Linked DNA regions of Mus musculus: region 2 is linked to region 1. A link is a loop called in an ENCODE intact Hi-C map of the cell type or tissue named here. Cell type or tissue: left cerebral cortex. All regions are shown on one strand. Each heading gives the region's core, and the rest is flanking DNA. Links, peaks and the distances in the headings are about the cores only.

Region 1 (11,601 bases), core at 3,948-8,947:
AGTCAACTGAATACAAGTATACTGGATAATTTTATTAAACGTAGTGTTGTCAATGGCTTGTTCACTCTTTATAGGAACTCCTCACACACAAACTACAAGTAGTGGTAGAGAACGCCAATTCCTCAAAGAAATGTGCATGTTCTGACCATGACTTTATAACTCCAGCCCTTTGGGCTGTTACCAGTTATGAGACTTGGTGCTATAAATTACTAACAATGGAAAGACTAAAGACAGTTACAGAGCTTACATAGCATGCTCTGAATACATGCCATCTCGTGAGCATTACCAAAGAGCATAAAATGTTTACTAAGACCAGTTTTCTGTGTGCAGCTCCAAATGCATTCTATATAGCTATTTCCAAACACAGAAGCAGACCAAATGATAAATGTGCATTTCCAACCTAAGATGGAAAAAAGCCTCATTAAGAAACTCACCTGTCCTGTGCCAACTTCAAAAGATTCATAATCAACCCGTACAGAAGACACGTAAGCCCCAACTGAGAGCTTCCTCTTGGACTCGTTTGATTCTGAAGATGGAGAAGCCATTTCCTTAGTTTTTGGAGCACTCTCGTCTTGTCCTTTTGTCAAAGCAGCCAGCGCTGCCTTCTTTTCTGCTGCTGCTTTTTTCTGCTCCTATGAAACACCACAACAGTATAAGATGATCCTGAGGAAAAGTCAGTTCTTAGCTATCACAAGATACACTGCCATGCAACTAAGGAATTCTTACTGATTTCGGCATAGTAGTAATAATGGGATTACTAGGAAAAGGTACTTTTAAAAAATATTTATTTTTTTGAGTTGGGCATAGTGGCGAACACCCTTCATCACACACTTGGGAGACAGAGGCAGGTGGATTTCTGAGTTCTAGGACAGCCAGGTCACTTTTACTTATCTGTATCTGTACATACACTGCTGTAGGAATGGGTGCCGAGTGTATGTTGGTTACCACAAAGGCCTGAAAGGGCACTGCATCCCTTGGAGCTGGAGTGAAGGCAAGTTGCAGCCACCATGCAGGTGCCGAGAACCTAGCCTACCTCCTTCTACAAGAGCAGCAAGTTCCGTTAGCTGCTGAACAAACTCTCCAGACTCTCAGAAAAAGTACACTTTTTTAGAGACACATACTATCATCAGGAAAGACATGCTGTGATAGCTATAATAAACTGTACAATTCTTAGAAAAATAAAGATTACAAAAGACAAAGTACAGTAAAACAGCTAATATTCAATCTAACATAAATCTCAAAATTAAGTATAGGAGGGTGAACACAAAACTAAATTCTCTACTGACTCTACCTACATGATCTAGGCAAAAACAGTTTTGTAACAACTTTACTCCCAAGGCACTCACTGAGAGGGAAGAGCCAGCATGAAGCAGTGGCAGACTTAGAGAGAGAGAGAGAGAGAAAGACAGACAGACACTCTGTTTCTTTCTTTAGGTGCTTAGCTGGGCCCACAACACTTCAAGAGCTAAGTATTTCCACAAAGCAAACAGCAAAAACTATGGGGCAAATATATAAAAAGATGCTAATGCTGGTAAGACAAGCCTGTTTGCAGTGGTTGGTAAATACTCCCTGACTGCACCTCGTGTCACAAGGTGCACACTTATCAAAGTGGACCTCTATCCACGTCAGAGCCCCTTGCTCCCTAGGCTGGGAAGGGTTAGGTTAGTCTCTGTTTAACAGCAGCTACATTAAACAGCTGACCAGATGTTCTTTTCTATTGATTAACTCCAAAATACTAACAAAATAGGAAAGCAGTCCAACCAGTTAACATGGAGGACAATAACGTCAAAGACAGCTCGGTCAGCAGCACGGCAGCTCATTCCACCACTGGGATGCTGGACAGCCTCATTATCTCACCCTTTGTCTGTAGCACAATCTGAAACCTAAAATCAAAACCTCTACGAATCCTTCCAGCTACTATTTACTTTCTCGCTCAGCATTACCTTTTACTCCATTCAGAGAGTTCAATATTCTAAATGAGCTACCTAAAGAAATCATGCACTGGGGCTGAAGAGATGGCTCATTGGTTAAAGAGCACTCGCTGCTCTTCCAGAGAACTCAGGTTCAATTCTCAGTACCTACATGGCAGCTTAGAACTGTGTAATTCCATTTCCAGGTGATCTGACAACCTCACAGAGACACATTTGGACAAAAAACACCAATGCACATCAAATTTTAAAAGAAAGAAATCATGCTCTGGTAATATCCCCAATCCTGCAAACCACTCTTTATCAAATGAAAATGACAAAGACGGTTTACAGAGGAGAAAGAACCCAGACCATGAATATTTGATATCCTTGCAAAAAAAAAAAAAAAAAAAAAAAAACCACATTGGCTACTTTTAGTCCCATTTTTTTCAGTGATAGAAAGCCACTAAAACAGTATTATCTTCATCTGTTAACAATTCACCTGTGAACAATGCCAACCAATCAATGCAAAGAGTGCCTGGCAAAGTCTCATGGTTCATCTGAAAGCAGTTACATTTGAATTTAAAAAGTGAGATTGTACTATAGATCATTATCCATGTTCTGAGAGTTTTTCAAAGAACTTTTCTACTTTTTAATCTTTTATTGCAGAAAAAAGCTGAGGAACGTGGCTAGAGAACCTGCGCAGGCCAGGGGAGTAACACCAGAGTTCAGTTGGTACAGTTCTTATAGCAAGAGGGCAGAGCTCGAGGCTGCGGGGAGAAATGTCAAAAGACTCTGAAGCAAAGACTCTGAAGACTTCACTCCTCAGCCCTCGTCTGTCTTGCCCTGGGCCTGGCCTCACTGCTGTGTGTGGAGAACCAACTGGGCCTACGCACAGAAGCACCACAGCATACTCCTCAAACGGTCTGTGTTGGGCCAACATGCTCATCAGAGCACTAGTAGATCATTCTGTCTTCTGGATAAGACTGCGAGTGGAGATTACCCTCTCTCTAGGTAACCCAGGTAAGAGGAGGAAGCTGTCTGTGAACTGGAATTCGAGAATGACTTATATTTACCACACAGGGAAAGGGAAAGACACCTCATAGTCTAGTAGCGTTTCTCAACACTTACTCAAACACAGTCTGCTTTCTTTAAAACGTCTTGAGTAGTTCTCTTTCCATCCCAAATTCACACCACTATCATCTTTCTTGGCAACTGAAAAACTCCAATCACTGCTTTTGACATTTCTCCCCGCAGCCTCGAGCTCTGCCCTCTTGCTATGAGAACTGTACCAACTGAACTCTGGTGTTACTCCCCTGGCCTGCGCAGGTTCTCTAGCCATGTTCCTTCAGATACTGAACCATGGGACTTACTGATATCAAAGTAAAAATGCAATTCAAGGCTGGAGAGATGGCTCAGCAGTTAAGAGCACTGACTGCTCTTCCAGAAGTCCTGAGTTTAATTCCCAGCAACCACATGGTGGCTCACAACCATTTGTAGTGCCCTCATCTGGTGTGCCTGAAGATAGCTACAGTGTATTCATATACACTAAATAAATTATTTTTTTAAATGTAATTTAATGTACAGGGGGAAACAAGATAGCTGATAATTAGTCTCAACTTTAAAATTTGCAAGGCCCAGCAAAAGACAGAAAATAATCATTTTTAAAAGCAGAAAAGAGAGATTGGAGAGATGGCTCAGTAGTTAAGAGCACTGGCTGCTCTTCCAGAGGTCCTGAGTTCAATTCCCAGCAACCACATGGTGAAATACAACCATCTGTAATGGGATCCAATGCCCTCTTCTGATGTGTTTGGAAATAGCGACAATGTACTCATATAATATAAATAATATAAATAAAATAAATAAAAAATAAATAAAAGCAGAATAGAGCATATTTAAAAGTTTACTCATTACAGAAAATACAAGTTTATGAAATTTTATGTGACTTATGAAATATATTTTAAATTTTAATTTTTTAAAAACTATAGAATGTAACTCAGGTGGCAGACTACTTGTCTAGCACGCACAGAGCCCTAGGTTTGATCCCCAGAAATGCATTAAACCAGGCATGGTCAGACAGACATGATCGGAATCCCAGCACTGGCAAGGTGACTTCAGGAAGGTCAGAAGCCAAGGTCCTCCTCAGCTACACAGTGAGTCCCAGGCCAGCCGAGGACACATGGGACCATCTCAAATAGAAGACCGTGTGCTAAACTGTAACATGGCGGGCTAACACCAGGTCATGTACATTCTCTCATACTCGTTCTAACCATCTTACCTGCTCCTATTTTCCACCTCATCATCTGTGTGTGTGCACTGTGAGAAAGAGCACTGGCTATGCGCAGGCCACAGCATGCACACGGAGGTCAGAGAAGAGCTTGTGACATCAAACTCAGGAAGTAAGGCTTGCTGACAGATGCCTTTATTTGCTTAGCAATCTTGCCAGCATGTGGGCCACATTTTAGTGATGGGAAAAAAAAATCAAGGATCAAAGAAATCAAGTCAGTGCTCATGAATGTGCTATTAATAAGTAGCTTCCCTTCGAATTAGGGCCTCTCATTAATTCATCAAGAATCTCACAAGTTTTGGCACCTGGAAATCATCAAATATCAGTTTTAAAGGGAAAGCTAGAGATGGGGATTAGCAATAAAGAAGAACACTTGTTCTTGCAGAACTTTCTGGTTTAATTCCCAGGAACCACACGGTCATTCACAACCATCTGTAATTCCAGTTCCAAGGCCTCGACACCCTCTTCTGACCTCTATGAACATCAGGCATGCATACAGTGTACATGTATACACACACGCAGACAAAACTCCCATACACATAAAATAAATCTCTTAAAGATTTTTTACATAAATTAATAAAAATGAAAAGTCCTCTGTCCCAGGAACACCAAGTTATTCGGCTAGTGCATGCAAATACAATCCAGCCCAGCTGATTCTGGAGTCTGGGCTTCCGTTATTGTATAAAATAGTTGCCTAACCAAACGGTATTGCAAGCTTCTAAAATAAAAATGGGAGCCAGGCACAGTGCCTCACACCTGTAATTCCAAGAGGCTCAGGAGGCTGAAGCAAAAAGATCATGCTATGAAGTGAGTTCTAGGGTAGCATGGGCTATAGCATAAAACCTTGCCTTAGAACACACACACACACACACACACACACACCACAAAGGTCAGGTTACAAAATGTGTTAATTTATCTTGAGGGTAGAAATGAACCTTACCAGTTTGGCTGCTTTAAGTTTTACAAAATTGGCTATCTTCTTTCTAGGCCCGAGGGGTATCCCCATCTCCTTCAGGTCATCAACTGTGCACATAAGCTTTAAAGGGAAGCGAAGAACACATGAATTAATCAATCTAGAAACTGATGAGCTCAAAGTGGGACACAAAAATATTAAAAGAATCAACTGCAAGAAGCTTGGGCTTTTGTTTTAAGCCATAAATAAACCTTTCCCACGTCTGTCTCAGTTTCCTGTAGAGCACGTGTGAGGCCCTGACTTCAGTATCAGGCACCACACAAACATGTTAATTAGCCTCTCCGTTAAAAATTCTATTATTTCTAATAGAAAACATGTTTATGTCATGCAAAATTCTGAAGCTATACTGTCAAACATAAAATTAATCTCTCCCCTCAAATCTTTCCTGTCCATTCTGGTCCCAACCATCCAATTCTTTCAGGGACAACTGTTAACAATCTGCCCTCTGCAGAAATCCCTCAGGTGCATACAATAATGACATCCTCTTCAATGTGTGTGTGTGTGTTGACCTCAAGCTAACAGATCACGATCCATATGTCATATGTCATTCACCTGCTGCAGAGTTCTATAGCAGGGCTGCACAAATGAATCCACCAACATCCTGTCTGTTTGCACTGTGGCTGCTAAGGTCCCACAGTGCTAAACCAGTGTTCAGTGAACATCCCTGTAGCATTCCCAGGCATTCTGGACTTGTTCCAAGGCATTGAGGCCACCTGCTACATTCTTTCCTATAAGTCATGCTCTTGTTTGCACTGCCTGTGTGCCTGCTGCTTATCACTAGTTCAGTATAAGCTCTGACTATAAAAGCCCCTTCTGTCTGTGTCCAGGTGCTTTTCCTAATCTATCTCTGGCCATTAGGTATTGTCATACTGTACACTACATTGAAATTCTTGTCCACATATGGCACTGGGTTTTGTCTAAAAAAAAGCTTCACACATCTTTCCCCTCCAATTTTAAAAAAGCTATTTTTTTATGTTTATGTATGGACTCCTGGGTGTGTGTGTGTGGATATGTGGGTGTATGTGTCCATGTTCCAAGTGTGTGCTGATGCCCCGAACCACCAGAAGAGGGCACTTGATCCTGGAATTGGAATTACAGATAATTATGAGCTACAATGTGGAATGCTAGAAACCAAACCCCAGTCCTCTACAAGAGCAGCAGGTATTCTTAACCACAGAGCCATCTCTCTTGCCCCAGCCCCCTTTTTTTCCTATTTTTTTTTTAAACGTTTAAGTTTTGGGCTTATTTGGAATAAAATTTGATATTAAAATGCTTAAATCTTTCTTCAATTTTCAAGTTTACACAAAGGAAGAATAACTTTAAACAAAATAAATCAGGCTATTATCAATACCAGAGACTCCATATCAATCTTCTCCTTTTCAAAAGTGCTAATGTAGTCAAACAGGCTGAGTGCTTCCAGGGTTCCATGCAAAGTTAGGGGTTCTTCATCCTCAACATCAAGGTCACATGATTCATCTGACATCAGCTTTGACTCTTCAGATATCTTAATACAAAGGGGGAGAAGACAATGCAAAGTTCACACAACATTCTCACAAAAATTCTACATAAAATATGAAATAATTTTGCTCTACAAATGAACTAGTTTTAGCACTCTGCCATCTTTCACCTGGATTTTAAAATATATACATTTAGTAAATTATTCATGTTCCCATTTCCTATAACAATTTACTTTTAGAAATCCTAAGCCTTCACGTTTACTTTATAATCCATAAGGAAAAAGAATGGGAAACTCCTAGTTGTAGAGATCGCATCTTCTGTGTTGCCCAGGCTGGCTTTGAACCCATCACCCTCCCACCTCAGCCAGGATCACAGGCGAGTAAGATTGGTTTAATATATGAAAATCTATTCATGTAATCCACTACATAAACAAACTCAAAGAAAAAAAAAATCACATAATCATCTCCTTAGATGCAGAAAAAGCATTTGACAAAATATAATACCCCTTCATGTTAAAAGTATTGGAGAGTGATTCAGTTCTTCCACTGTACCGCTGAGCCTCCATGAGTCCTGACAACTGGAAACTGTTACAGGAAACAGTACAGGTTTGGGAGAAGAGCTCAGCTCCAGCTCTACCTCTCAGTGTCAACAGGGTAACTACAAACTTACCAGCTTTTCCTGAAACTGTGAATGCTTTATAACTCCATTAGAAACAGCCACAGATCCCGGAGACTTAGAGACACACATATCCCTTTGATTAGACAATATGTCAAACAGTATCAAAGAACCTAAGAAAAAGATATTGTGCTTTATAACAAAGTTAACCCAAGTATTTTTTCAGCACTAAATAAATTCTTCTGCTTTTTTTCAGTCTCTGACAGAAGTCATACAAAGATAAACTGATTAAAATCTCATAATCATAGTCAAAGGATGGCACAGCCAGTAAAGGCATTTGCCATGCAGACTTAGCAACCTGAGTTGCCTCTCCAGAGCCCATGTGTTGGCTCTTAGGTTTCTGTCAACTAGCCAGGAGCTAGAGTCATCAGCAAGCAGGAACCCTCAGCTGAGAAAACACCCCTACCAGTCAGGTAAGGAGCCATGCGGAAAGGCCCACACCTTCACGGGCAGTGCTATCTCTGGGCAGGTAATGCTGAGTGCACTGGCAAGCCAGGGAGAACAAGCCGGTAAGAAGCATTCCTCCATGGCCCCTGCTTCAGTTCCTGTTCCAAGCTCTTCTGTACTCAGGAAGTCCTGCCCTGACTTCCCTTCATGATGGACTATAACTGTACACTGAAATGAGCCCTCTTCTACCCACACTGCTTTCAATCATAGTGTTTATCAAAGCAATAGGAACCAAACTAAGGTACAATGTAACGGTGGAAGAAAACTGACCCTACAAGTTGCCCTTCGACTTCCACAAAGTCGGTGCGCACGCCCTAGGACACACGGCCATGCATGTACACGTGTGAATCTTATATACACAAGTTTTGCAGCCAGAAAAACACAAAAAACTTCTGAACAAACCAAAGAAGCAAATTCACATTACATGGGACAGCTTTACCTACACATTTTTTTAAAGAGCAACAATATTCCTATTTCATCTAATGACAAAAAACCCACACACAGCCTACCAGCTAGAGAGATGGCTCAGGGGCTGAGTGCATCCTGTTCTTCCAGAGGCCTAAGCTCGGTTCCTAGCACCCATATCCAACACTTTACAAGCACCTGCAACTCCAGCTCCAGGGACAAGCTATCCTCTTCTGACCTCCAAGGGCACCCACATTCACCCGGCACACATTCACCAGACTCAAACCTACACACATAAGTAAAATACAAATCTTAAAACAGCAACAACAAAAACGCACAGCCTTCCTCTGCTACTGGATTTGAAGAGCAAAGGCAGTCTCAACTGCAAACACTGTCCTCTGTTCACAAACCTGAGCTTTCCAAGTTTTTACACGACACAAAGCTCCACATCTGAACAACCCAAACTGTGCATCAGAGACTGCGGGGCAGCTTTACCTAAACTGTGACCAGCAACGGAGACCTTTCCTTTGAAGTTTGGGTTCCGACTCATAAAGAGTGAATGTAGCCGATTTATCTCCACTTCCACCTTTTCCACAATTGCCTGGCAGTAGGTAGGGCTGTTGTAAAATAAAACATCTAGCAGAGTCTCATTGGTAAAGTGACGGAACCGACCGATACTTGGCAAGGTAATTTTCTTGATGTTCCTGTTTTTAAAAGGAAAAAAAGTTACTGTCAGTATGTACTTTCAACTCTGAATTAACAGTTTAAAATTTTATTTATTAAAAATAAAAGTGTACAAGGTATAGATTATACATTAATCGTACAATCAACCTGTAGATGTCACAGGCTAGCTATGAGCTGATTCTGTTGGTAGAATAAGTCATAAATGGTTAAGATAAAATAATAAAGTGATCTGTGCCTACTACACTCTGAATTTCAGAATTCTACAATAGGCTGCGACGTAAAATACAGCAGAAGTGAAGACGTCCATCTTTAAATAGACAAGTCTACTGTCCCATTCTTCTTTTGACTAAAAATCTGGATGCCTGGCAAAACTGGCTGGCAGAGACAAGAGGCCGTCACACTTAGAATATGAAAGGAGTTACCAGAAACAAAAATCCTCTAAGGGCAGCTTGTGAGCATTCAGAGAGGAAGCAAGCACCTCACAGCACAGCACAATGTGGCCAGAACGCTGTCTGCAGGGTTAGCTTTATGAAAGCACGGGCCCCATCACATCACAGTGTCAATAGCTAGGAACATGCTATTAGCATTGTGTGGCAGCATAAATACTGTCTGGACCTGTGGTTTTCAAATGGGTGCGTTCAAAACTGAAGGGGGAAGTTCTGCCACAGTGCCTAGTAAATACAGTCAACATTCAGTGGCATTGATAAATGGCCTGCAGTTTAACAGTTTTATGTATGCCCACCAAGAAACTAAAAATGTAAGTCCCAAAGAGGGGTAATTTTCACCCCATGGGGGAATTTGCCATAATCTGAACACATTTGCTATCACATGGAGAAGATCTGACTGACTGTAAACTAGACAAGGATGATATTACTGAGCATCCTAGAGCATTCTCAGCAGACCCCTCCTGACCCACAGCAGGCCCCTCCTGACCCACAACAGATCAGGTGTTTTAAAGCCAGCTTCGGAGAGAGCTAGGGTGTACTCATCACATCTGGGAATCTGAATTCAATTTCCAGCATCCAAAACAAACTGTCTAAAATTTCCTAGATCCTTAAATATTTACAATAGGAATAAACACAGATACACACAGAGAACAGCCAAATAGTAACAGGCTGTGATTTGCTCATGTTGGAAGAAGCCATTTTGTATTATAATTTAAATTTGCCTCTAATTTTAGCTACTATGAAAAACAAGTTATCGCTGGCGAGATGGCTCAGTGGGTAAGAGCACCCGACTGCTCTTCTGAAGGTCCAGAGTTCAAATCCCAGCAACCACATGGTGGCTCACAACCATCCGTAACAAGATCTGACTCCCTCTTCTGGTGTGTCTGAAGACAGCTACAGTGTACTTACATATAATAATAAATAAATCTTTAAAAAAAAAAAAAAGAAAAGAAAAGAAAAACAAGTTATCAAAATCCACAAACCTGTCAACACCCGTGGCATGCCCACCCAAGGCGCTGTGCCAGTGAACTGGCAGGAACTCCACTCTGCTGACTTTCCCTTCATCTACAGACTTCTTGAAGTGTGTCTGCAGCAACTTGAGAGAAACCACCCTAAAATCATCCACTTAAAAAAAAAATTAAAGAGTAAATTATCTTAGCTTTGTAGCTAATTAATTAACTAAAATTACTGGCATTTTTTGTTGCTGTTGTTTTGTTTTGTTTTTCGAGACAGGGTTTCTCTGTGTAGCCCTGGCTGTCCTGGAATCCATTCTGTAGACCAGGCTGGCCTCAAACTCAGAAATCTTCCTACCTCTGCCTCCCAAATTGCTAGGATTAAAAGTGTGTGCCACCACTGCCGGGCTGGCATTATTAAGAAGATAAAGCTGTATGATTAAAAAATGATGACAAAATAGTAAATGAACACCTGACTGCTCAGCTAACTTTCATTGTATTTAAGGCCTAAAAAAAAATTGGTTTAACTACCTCAAACTCCCTCCTCAGCACCAGGTTCCAGGACCAACCAACTGTAACTTAACTCACTTAACTGTACACTTAACTCAGCCAAGGCCTTTCCTCTCCTAACACTGGAGGGAACAGTGACACATCCACACAAAGGTGTATCTGTGAGGCCGATGATAAAGCACAGATGTTATTTCAGACAAAAGCCTTTAATATTCTCTGGTCCTTAAACAGCCTCTGGGAGGACTCCCTATGCAGCAGCTCAGCACACAGGAGCTATATGCTGCTGCAGGGGCTCAGCCAGGTGGCTGTTGGCTAAAATGGTGAAATTATTACCATGATACCTTCTAATTCTTCAGAATCCAGGATTTTATGCAATAAGAGCAGATCAAACACAGATTAATACTTCCTACTGAACACAGAAATCTCCACTTACAGCCCCTGGCCACAAGTACACAGCTAGGAACCATCATAAAAGTGAATACTACAGAGCCCTCTATCAGCACTGGACTTGGAGTCGTCTACAAAGGAGAATGGGCTTGCACCTACCACATTCGATAATACTTCTAAAGCGCAGGTCACACACGGGCCCGATGCCGTGCACCATGAACACCAAGTGGTCAACCTGAGGCATCTCCCCTGGTAAAAACAAACAAACACATTATCAGCATAAAACACAAACATACACAAAGCTTAGCATTTGGTGTTGTTAACTAAATTGCTAAATTCTTGATATCCTTTTTATCATAAACTAGCCAAAGAAATCCATTACCCTCCCAAGCAAATATCTCTCATTACCCTGTATCAAATTAGGATACTTTGTCTAGTTTGGCAAATAGTGGTACATTAGATGGAGAAG
Region 2 (11,601 bases), core at 3,092-8,091, 1.7 Mb before region 1:
ATTCTTAACAACTGCCATCTTTCCAGCTCTGGATCTACAATTAGCTTGTTTTAGTGTGAATGGGAGTATTAGGTTTTTTTGTTTTGTTTGTTTTGTTTTTTTAATGTGTGAAGGTATTTTGCCTATACACACCTACACAGATGTGTGCAGTGCCTACAGAGGTTAAAAGAGGTCATTGGATCCTCTGGAACTGGAGTTGAAACAGTATGATCCTCCGTATGGGTACTGGGAGTTGAGCGTGGGCCCTCTGGAAGATCCAGCGCTTTTGACTGCCGAGTCATTTCTCCAGCCTCCAGGACAGTTTTTCCTCATTCAACTGTAAATGCATAATAACTCACCTCGTTCTTTTCTGTTTTTATTAAAATATTTGAGACAGAGCCTCATTATACAGCCGTGGCTAGAGCTGAACATGCCCTACAGACAGCTAGGCTGGCCTTGCACTCACTGGGATTTACCTCCCTGTGCCTCAGTGCTAGGGTTAAAGGTGCGCACCATCACATCGTACTTTTTGGTTTACTTTTTTTTTTTTTTTTTTTTAATCTTTTAAAGGGCTTTAAAAATGAACACGTGATTTTTTAAGAGCAGTTTTAGGTTAAAGACTTTCTTTAAATGTTAAAAATTCTTGTGGTTTCTAGGCAAACTACAGCATGGGGTTTCAGTTTTTATTTTGAAGTTTTATCTTTGACTTTAAAAGGTATATCTGGAGTTTGAATTTCTACTTTATAGTTAAGACATTTTAAAAGTGGTGGGCTCTCCTTTAGCACCGTCAGTTCTGGAAGTCTCGTTTCTCTTGCCGCCATTTAGAAACTGCAGTATCTGTAAAGAAGCTCTGGTGATTTAACGCTTGTGAATGTGTTTCTGCTTTTGATTTGTGATGTAGTCTTGTTTGAATTTGAAATTTGTAGTGATTGGTATTAGAGGCTGGTTTGCTTTCACCAAGAGATCATTTTAAAACTTAACTTGTTGACCTCCCTATGACAGGCCAGGGTGTAAGTAGACCTCCACTTCTGGGAATAATTATGGGAAAATTATTTATAGTCAAGTACTCATGATTGGGCAGCCCGTGTGCCAAAGGGGAAGAGGTCCCTCTGGGTTCTTTCTGACCATCAGACAGGAAAGGATCTGGTGGAGTGTTGATTTGCTGTCTTACTCGAGCCACCAGACCTGAAACACCTTTGCTGTCCCTTTGCTTAGTGTTCTTCCTGTGTGATGTGTAGCTTGGTATTTCAGCCCCAGGAGTATGAAAAACACTGTTCGTGTTTGCTAGATATGATTTGCTCTGAGGAAGTAAAGTGCAAGTACAAGCGATTTATCATGTGTGAATGACTTAAAGCTCTTAATGCCACCTAACTCAGAAGAGCTTCCAGCTTCGGAGTCCCTTACTAGTTCTACTCTATTGTATTTAACGTATCAAAGACTGAACATCTGTCAGTTGTGCAGAGACAAATCACACATTGTCACATACTGCTTGTATAGATACTGTACTCTAGTTTATAGTAAGCTGAATTATGATGGCAGGATCTGAGTGGTTTGAATTTGGGGAAGATAGAGGAGATTGAACCTAGAGTCTCAGGCTACGCATGTCCTCTACCTTTGAAGTATACCCATGACCTCTAAACAAAAAAATTAAGCTGGGCGTGGTGGTGCACACCTTTAATCCCAGCACTCGGGAGGCAGAGGCAGGCGGATTTCTGAGTTCGAGGCCAGACTGGTCTACAGAGTGAGTTCCAGGACAGCCAGGGCTACACAGAGAAAACCTGCCTCCAGAAACCAAAAACAAACAAACAAAAAAATTAAAACCTGAGTTAACTTCAATACAGTGGAAGTCTTAGTTAATTTAATAATAATAAAAAATACTTTTTATGAGCGGTTCCAAAGTCAGGACTCAATAGTATAGTGTAGCCCATCATAAACTGTAAGAATTTGCTATTGATAATACTTAAATTGCCAAAGGCTTTTTACTTCTAACATTTAAGAAATGAATTACATTTACTTAAATTCATTGTTGCAAAGGTATTCTTGAATTTCCAGCATAATGTTATTAGTATTTTGAGGGGAGATACAAAGTGAGTTCAAGCTAGTTCAGGGAACATTTATTTGTTCTTACAATTTCTGTTGTTTAAAATTTCCTAAAAGTTGTCTTAGATCACAAGTCAGCGTCATGTATAACATTAGAGATAAGTTCTTCATAATTATATGTAGCTGAACTTTTCTTGCATATAATAGAGAATTAAAGAATTTATCTAAAGAACTGCAGATGGTTAGTGCAGGGCAGCATGTAGAAGTTAGAACTTTTTACGTAAAACCATGGGGCTGTTATGTTGGAGGGTTGAAGATGGCCTAAATAATTAATATAGAATAACCAGCATCAATGAATGAAGTATTGAACTAAACAAATTTTCCAAATAATTAAAGCATTCTGTGATCTCTGAAAATTTAAAATGACTGTCCTCCCACAGTGTACTTTGTTCTTGTCTGTGCTCAAACAGAACGCTTGGCAGGACCTGCCTGTTGACAGTGACTTTCATGTCTTTAGGAGTATTCTTTTGCTCCTGCTGTAGTTCAGTTTCCCAGTGCTCCCACAAAGTTACTGCTCTGTGTCACCTCTTAAGCCTTCTTGCTTTCAGTTCTTGTATTAGTTTGTCAAGTATTCAAATTTCTTTTTTAATTTTTTGATAATATTTGTTAAGACATGTGTTGTGTACCTCCTAGTAAGGCACTGTCTCCAAGGCATTAGTGCAGGTAGCAACTCAGCGAAGAGTCAGACGGAGATCCCTTGCTTTTGTGAAGCTTCCTTTGGCTGAGTAAGACTGGGAATGGTCAGAGATAGTCATTAAACAAGCATAATGAAGTGGTAGTTTGCAGGTTAGCAGGGCTTATTTTAGAAAAGGTAGATATAAACATGGTTTAGAAATACTGGTCATTAGCTGGAAAACCAGGCCACCAAATTTGTTGTTAGTAATCTAGAAAGTGGAAAAAGATGCTTGAGAGATGTTTTGGCAAATAAAACAACTTAAAATATTTACTCTGTTTTAAATTATGTAGATGTGCCTTTGTGTGGATATTCGAGCACAGTGTGGCTGAGGCCAGAGGTTTCAGACACCCTGGAGCTGGAGTTACTGGCAGCTGTGAGCCATCTAAAGTGGGTTTTGAGACAATGACCTCAGGTCTTGCAAGTGCAGTCCATGCTCCTAACCAAGGAACCATCTCTCTAGACCCCAGACACTTCTTTGTTTCTTCAAGTTCACTGTCACATTGTTTTCTTCAGGGGTTTGTTTGGTCTTTGGTTGAGTACCTGAAGTTTTGGAGCAGTGCTATGCCTGAATACTAGTTAGGTTTAACTTACTAAGTACAAGCATAGTAACTACTGCAAGCAGGCTGTGCACACTTCTGTTGTTCCTGAAAGTTAAGGAGTGGAGCGAAATGAAAGCTGTGAGATGACTGTTTGGTGTGAAAGGATGGCCGCTCTTTCTGAAAGTTTATTCCATTTATTCATTTATGAGAGGGATTGATTGATTGTAGAGCATGTGCTGTGATGCTTATGTGGAGTTCAGAGAACAGCTTTTAGCTTTGGGGAGTCAGCTCTGCTTTTTTAGATTTGCTTATTTTAGGTGTTTGCCAGCCTGCATGTATGCGTATACACCATTGGTGCTTATAGAGGTCAGAAGAGGGCATCAGATCTCCTGAGATTGCAGTTATGCATGGCTGTGAACCACCATGTGGGTATTGGAAATTGAACCCGAGTCCTTTGCAAGAACAACCAGTGCTCTTAACCTTTCCAGCTCCTGACACTAATTCACGATAAACCATATTGTCTGAGATCAAATGTGTCCAGTAGTAAATTGTTTGGGTTGGTGATATGAGGCAATAACAGTTTAATTCCATCTGTTAGGATCAGAATATTGATGGGCTGAGGAGAACCAAGGGTGAGGTATAAACTGCTCACTTTTCTGCCTTAAACCATAGCCCTCCACTTGTTTCCTGTGTGGCTTTAAGAGAGTTCCCAATCCTTCCGTTGTTTTTGCTGTTAAGTTTTCTATTTGTGCAGCGTGGAGGAGGGAATCCAACACTGTCTATGTGAGGAGGAAAGCTAAGATCCTCCTTGTAAGGGCGTCTGACCCAGGTGTGGCTTGCTGATGGCGTGCATTACTGTCAGGAGGGCGCACATATCCACACCACTGATTTTTCCTGAGAGGTTTGCAATCTGGCAGCCATTGAGTTTTTCTCCGCTGCTGTTTCTGACAAACAGCCTGCTCTGCTGCTTACTCCTCTGACCAGAGCTCACTGGCTTTCTCAGGAAGGTCAGGAGCAAACAAATGAGACTCCTGCTCCGTTCAGTCAGCATTGGCAAATAAAAGTATTTTCTTGTTGCTTTGTGTTTCCACATACATTAGCATATTCATTTGAATTGAAGGTCACATGTTTTATTTTATTACTCTCTCTCTTTTTTTTTTCCTTCAATGTTGAGGGTTGAACCCAGGGTCTCATATACTTTAGCTGGGCTAAACTCCCAGCCCTAGTTTTGAACTTTAGTATTATCTTTTTTCCAAAAGAGGGAAAATAAAATTCATCAACACATAAGAAATTTTTATGCTGTTTTGACTCATCCTGTTACACCACAGGAAATGTGAAGAGCTTGGTATGTGCATTTCTTTTCTTCCCTTAGAGCTGGAGAAGAAGGAAGAATAGGTCTCTCTAGGTTTCATCTGATGGTAGAACTTGCTTAGACTTGGGCTAGTTCTTTTGGTAAATAAATAAATATAGGGTCAATCATTCATGTACTTTTGCTTGTTATCCCAATTTAGAAAAATGTTTTGACAGAGCTGAAAGGCACAGCACCCAGCATTGTTACTGTAACACAGAGGCCAGGGAGCTTTGTCTAGTGAACGAGTTTTAGAATTGACAGTTTTTTAAGAAACAGTTGGAGAGAAATTCAGTTGTTGCCAAGTTGTAAATGTCTCAGGAAGAAAAAGGAAAATTTGAATGATGTCTAGAGTTCTTGACAGTTGTCTTCCTATAATAAGTAAAAGCTGCTTTTAATTTTCTGAGTGTTGAGAAATTTACCTACAGTGAGTTCCACACATTTTAGTGGGCGCATAGCTCGTGTGATAGGAGTGATCTTGCTATGAGTGCCATGTGTCTTTAGGCTTTCTCTTCAGGCCTGCTTTCCCATTCACTCTAAGGAGCTTGCCAAGTGAGCAGGCCTTCCTACTGATATCTGATCTAAACAAGGAAGGTTTGTGTTCGTGCTGCAGGAATTTGGTATGCCAAATAATTTAGGTAACTGCTTGCATGATTTAAAAGTTGATTTTCTTCTAGTTGGTAATTATGAAAGTCAAGAATAATACTTATCCAGAGTATAATTCTGCCTTGAAGTATGTCCAAAAAGAGAATCTATATTTGTGTTGGTTTATAAATATTGGTGCATCCTATTTCTGAGCTCTTATGTAACAGTCATTCTGAAATAGCTCAAAAAATTTACATTTACAACATTTCCTAAGCTGGGCAGTGGTGGCACACGCCTTTAATCCCAGCACTTGGGAGGCAGAGGCAGGCGGATTTCTGAGTTCGAGGCCAGCCTGGTCTACAGATTGAGTTCCAGGACAGCCAGGGCTACACAGAGAAACCCTGTCTCGAAAAACCAACAAAACAAAACAAACAAAACAAAACAAAACATTTCCAATATTCATTTCCCCTCGGTTATAGAGGAATGTAATTCTTTTATTCACCAAGTTATATGAACATTTTAATTTCTTGTATGTTTCTGTCACTATGGTAGAAAGATACCTCAATGAATAAAGCACAGTCTTGCACATTCTAGCTAAGAAATAAAAATAAAAATGAACTTTAGTGTTGGAATAGATGCTGATACACAAGTATCAGCTGTATGCTTCTTGGATTCCTTTACATAAATATGGGAAATGTATTTCTTTTTTTTTTTTTTTTTTTTTTTTTTTTTGTTTTTTTCGAGACAGGGTTTCTCTGTATAGCCCTGGCTGTCCTGGAGCTCACTTTGTAGACCAAGCTGGCCTCGAACTCAGAAATCCGCCTGCCTCTGCCTCCCAAGTGCTGGGATTAAAGGCGTGCGCCACCACGCCCGGTGGTAAATGTATTTCTTGTAGGGTTTTGTTGGCAGTGTTTTTTTTTTTTGTTGTTGTTGTTTTTGTTTTTTTTTTTTTTAAAGACAGGATTTTTCTATGTAGCCCTGGCTGTCCTGGAACTTGCTGTGTAGACTAGGCTAGTATCAAACTCTGAGATCTGCCTACCTCTTGTGTTCTGAGGGCTGTGATTAAGGCATATGCTACCATGCCTACCTCTGTATCACTAGTTTGAGAAAAGTCTGTATTAATTTCCACAGAGACTGGACTAGTTTTTATTCCTACCAGCATAGAAAGACCACTGCAATGAAAGTTTCACAATGTAGATGAAAGAATCTGAAGAAGTCTGTGAGTCAGAAAGACTTCCTGTGTTCATAGGTTGGAAGAATTCAAATTGTGGCAGTGATAGCATCACTATCAAAATTCCAGCATTGTTTTTCATAGAAATAGGGAAAAAAATCTTCAAATTCATTTGGAGGCATGAAGATAGCCAAAGCAGTCCTGAGACAAAAGAATATTGATGATTTCAAGTTATATTACAGAGGCATAGTAACCAAACAGTATGATAGTGGTGCAAAAATAGGTTAAGCTGGGACTGAAGAGATGGCTCAGCACTTAAGAGCACTGACTGCTCTTTCAGAGGTCCTGAGTTCAAATCCCAGCAACCACATGGTGGCGTTCTTCCCCCCCGCCCCCCATCTGTACATAAGCAATAGGTTAAGCTGATCTGCAGAACAGAACAGAAGGTCACATACAACCACACAAGCTAAAATAATCTCATTTTTTAATAAAGACATAAAAATACATGCTGGAGAAATGACAACTTTGTTAAAAAAATGCATGAGATTAGATTGTTGTCTCACACCCTTCACAGCAAACAACTCCAAATGGATCAGAGATTGATAATAAGACCCGTAACTCTGAAACTACTAGAGAAACTGTTAGAGAAATAGAGACATGTAGATTAGAAACTATTAGAGAGTAGCAGAAGATGGCCTAATCAGCCATCATTGGGAGGAGAGGCCCTTGGTCTTGCAAAGATTATATGCCTCAATACAGGGAATGCCAGGGCCAGGAAGTGGGAGTGGGTAGGTTGGGGAGCAGGGCGCTGGGGAGGGTATAAGGGACTTTCGGGATAGCATTTGAATTGTAAATGAAGAAAATATCTAATAAAAAGTTGTTTAAATTAAAAAAAAAGAAACTATTAGAGAAAACACTTTAAGATACAGTCATGGGAAAGGGCTTTCTGAATAGGATCCTAGTTGCCTGGGAAATAAGGCCAACAATTGACAAATTGGACCTCATGATAAAAAGCTCTGTACAACAAAGGAAGTAGTTAATTGAATGAAGAGGAAGCCCATCGAAAGGGAGATATTCATCTGACAGAATTAATATCTCGAATATACAAAAAATTCTAAACAATAGAGAAACAGACAACTTAATCAAAACATGGACTAAGGAGCTAGCAGTTTGTGAAAAAAGAAATACAAATGGCCAATAAACATGAAAAACGTTCCAACCTAACTATCCATCAGAGAGGTACAAATCAAAGCTATATTGAGATTCATCTTACTCCAGTCAGACTGTCAGTCATTAAGAAAATAAATAACATCAAATGCTAATTTTGATTTGTGGGTTTTGTGGTATTTTCTGCTTATCCTCAATTTATATTATTCTGACTTGTGGGGAAGGTATCTTATTTTTCAAGGTTGGCTTGAATTCTGTGTGTGATTGTGCATGTGTGTGTAGAGACTATCTTCATTCACACTCCACCATATGCTTTGAGATAGGATCTCTCACTGAACCTGTGGTTTTACTGAATATTTTTGAAGCCTCTCTAGGACATATTTAGAGAATTTAGGGGTGGAAGATTTCCTTTTAAAGATAACCTAAATCTTAGCTATACAGTATATTGATTTTCATATATGTGAATTCTCCTATAGTCACCGTTCAGCATAAATGATAGAACAGTTGCATGCTGAAAGGTCTGTTTTCTTTGATCAGTATACTACCACTCAGAGGTTAACTACTGTAGAGTAATTTTAATTATTTTGCACAGATAATGAGAATCTTTCAAGAGGCATTTCAAAAGGCAGCATCCTGTGGTTGTTGGCCCATTTGTGAATCCCAAGTGTTATTAATGCCAGGATTCTCTTGAAGAATTGGGTAGAAAGCAGAACTCATTTTTTTAAACATTTATTTATTATTATATGTAAGTATACTGTAGCTGTCTTCAGAAACCAGAAGAGCGTCAGATCTCATTACAGATGGTTGTGAGCCACCACCATGTGGTTGCTGGGATTTGAACTCAGGACCTCCGGAAGAGCAGTCGGCTCTCTTAACCGCTAAGCTATCTCTCCAGCCCCGAAAGCAGAACTCATTAAAACAAATTTTTAAGTTATAATTTATTTAAGTTTTAATTTATTTTATGTGTTTTTGCCTAGAGGTTAGAGGACACCTGGCTGCAGTTAACTCTGTTTCCATTTGGATCAAACTGGGATTGTAGACTTCATGGTAGCCTAGGTTCCTTTACCAGCAGAACAACCTCACTTGCTCCAGAAAGGAACTTTTTATTTCTTTTTAAATTTATGTGTATGGTTATTCTGCTTGCATGTATATGTGTGTATCACATTCATGCTTGACATCTATAGGGGTCACAAGAAGGCATCAGATCTCCTGGAGCTGGAGTTAGAGGTGGTTGTGAGCCATCATATGGGTTCTAGGAATTGAACCCAGGTCATCTGGAGGAGCAACAAGTGCTGTTAACCACTGAGCCATCTTTCCGACCTCCAATAATTTGAGTTAGTTGGCATGGACCAGTGTTTCTTAAAGTTTTGTGGAGAATTGGTTCTGTGCAGTGTTGATAGAGCTTACATGAAATATAAAGCAAGCACAAGTTTCTTATGATGTAACTTTACAAACACTATATTAAATGAAAGTCAAGATTTTTTTAAACATGGGAGTCCAGAGTCTTTAGACTATCAGGATTGCTTGTAATTGAGGTAAGGCAAAGGTGAGAAAAGGCAGCTGTGGCTGGGAGAATTTATCAATTTACTTAGACCTGGAATCACTGAAATGGACCTGGTGTCTGGCATTTATGGGGCAGCAGCTTGGGACAGTGGTTTGACTGAAATTGGTTTACAGATTCAAAAGAAAAAAGGGCTGGGCTGGGATAGTACATGCATTTAATCCTAGCACTCAGAAGGCAGAGGCAGGAGGTCTCTGAGTTTGTGGCCAGTCTTTTTACAAATTGAGGTCCAGGACAGCCAGGCTACACAAAGAAACCCTGTTTTGAAAAAAACCAAACCAACCAAACCAGAGGCACAGTGATTTAAGTGAGTCAGATGAGCATATAGATATAAAGCCAACGAGATCCCAGTTCCACCAGTATTTAATGCATTATAATATAAAGATTTTCATTGTCGTCACTTAAGGTTCATTGAGGTTTGTTTTGTGCAGAGTTCTGGTCAGAATGTAGTATATATTATTAATCTTTAACATATTGATTAGAGATATCTGTAACATGAATTTAGGGAGTCTTTACATTTTTATTATTTTTTAAATAATAAAAAAATATTATTATCTAATTGTGTTTTATGTGCGTTACTGTGAGGGTACCAGATCCCCTGGAATTGGAGTTATAGACAGTTTTGAAGCTTTTAACCACTGAGCCCTCTCTTCAGACCCACTTCTTCTCATAATAAACAACCAGTTGTTTTCAGACCTTTGTTTTGACTCTCTATTATGTACAAATCTGACCCTCTTTCTCTTGAGAGACTTTTAAAAGACACTGTGTCTTTAGCTTGCTCCCAAAGGCTTAACTTTTTTTTTTTTTTCTTTTTTTTGCAGTATAGTAGAAAACTTTGTTCCTTTGTTGAATTAATTTTCTAAGACTTGTACATTCATGAGAGCCACATCCATAGCATAAAAATTCTATCCTGCCCGACAACAACCAGCTTAAGATAGTGTGAATATAAATTGTAGGGCGTTAGAAAGGAGTCTAAAGTGTGACTCGACACAATGTAGAGTGGTGGCTGATTTAAGACTTCCAAATTCCTGAGAGAGCTGAGAAATTTACCTTGCAGTTGATTCAGATTAATCATGATACAATTCTAAATAAAGACTTTCTAAGATTCTCTATAGTGGAGACATAGAAACTGTAGTAAGGAAGAGGTCAAGCACTGTGAGCAGTCGAGATGCTTTCTCGTTAAACGAGGAGATGCTAGGTAGTTGATCTGAACACTTACAGGACTGGAATTGTACTTGGATGGAGACAGCTTACTGCTTTTTAAAATTAATTTGGCTTTTTTGAGACAGGGTGTCACTATGTAGCTCTTGCTGTCTTGAAACACTTTCTGTAGACCAGGCTGGCCTCAAACCCACAAGAGACCCACCTGCCTCCGCTTTTCAAGAGCTGGGATTAAAGGCGTGCACCATTGTGCATGACGCAAAAAAGGTTTTAATGCAGTTTAGCTTTATAAAATTGCATTTTAATGTTCAGTATATTCTTTAAAACACCAGAGTTTAAACTGTGGTTGCATATTAAACAGCATTTCAAGAACATTAAAAGATTTATCTTTGAAAATTTTTAGTACAAAGATAAAATAGTTGATCATAATTTGACTGTATTTCTGACAAAATTAGAAGTGTGTACTTCTCTATTCTTTCTTTTCCTCCTTTAAAACAAGTAGCACGTCTCAGTACAAGAGGGAATTTCTTAAATGTAACATACTTTGGAGGGCACTTTGTATTGTAAGACCCCCTTTCGGGGACCCCTACTCTAGTCTCGGGAGTGTGAGAGCACCCAAAGAAACATGAAGACCCAACTTGCTGTAATTACATGAGGACGTTTAATTACAGAGCTCCGGACCGACATGTATCCCACACAGGAGATAACTGATGCCGGCCACGAGGCTCGAAAGCTAGGGGGTTTTATGGGGTAAGGGGCTTAGGGGTGTGGAATTCAGCACAGCGACACACTATTGGCTTATTCAAACATTAACAGAAAGATTACAGTGCATCAGGACTTTGTTCCTGTGGGCTGGGGGCTTATCTTTGTTCACATAGCAACCAGTTGATGTGTGACTTTTACCAAGGGGCAATAGACAGAGGGGAGATTCCGGCCAGATGGTGTTGACTCAGATAATATAGCCCTGCTATGTCTTCACAGCCCCCTTTATCTTGTGGTCAAGATGTTCCCAGGAATGTTTTAACTACGAGGCATACCCAGGTTTGGTTTTCTCTTTTCTCAGCCCCAGGCAGCCTCTAGGCTCACAAACAACCAGCAATTTCTGAGTACTTTATATGACTTACAGGCCTTGAAATTTCATCTTTCTTTCAGTACTTGGAGTACTATTTAGGACATCAGGGTAGGCATTGTTTGCCTCTCTAGAGCTGTTAGAAGGTGGTGGGAGGCAGCCGACCGGTGATGGTGAGGGTAGTGGGTACCAGGGCTAGAAATCAGAGTGCCTCTTCCCAAGCAAGGTGAACCAATTGCTAGGAA

Evidence for each region. Hi-C counts contacts between places; a loop is a spot of excess contacts. Peaks named below come from ENCODE experiments on the same cell type or tissue, not always from the same donor. Only the 100,000 strongest peaks of a DNase experiment are listed, where the experiment ranks them.
Region 2: a loop joins it to region 1, with 5 times the contacts of the local background. A loop is called at or near these places in 2 of 42 quality-filtered maps.

Annotation. Positions count from the first base shown.
Region 1 is chr7:128,761,196-128,772,796 of GRCm38, reverse strand. It overlaps Sec23ip (Sec23 interacting protein), which reads right to left. Exons shown (of 19, transcript NM_001029982.2): 7 at 11,292-11,381; 8 at 10,266-10,407; 9 at 8,648-8,856; 10 at 7,295-7,413; 11 at 6,519-6,671; 12 at 5,135-5,230; 13 at 435-632. Among named protein-coding and RNA genes, the nearest start is that of Sec23ip, 22 kb to the right of the region's middle. In left cerebral cortex, for the core only: a CTCF peak has its summit at 6,214 (motif pointing right); a DNase peak (open chromatin) is centred at 5,972.
Region 2 is chr7:130,487,105-130,498,705 of GRCm38, reverse strand. All of the region lies in intron 7 of Ate1 (arginyltransferase 1), which reads left to right. Among named protein-coding and RNA genes, the nearest start is that of Ate1, 27 kb to the left of the region's middle. In left cerebral cortex, for the core only: no CTCF peak of the experiment used is centred there; DNase peaks (open chromatin) are centred at 4,170 and 5,158; H3K27ac peaks cover 502 bases.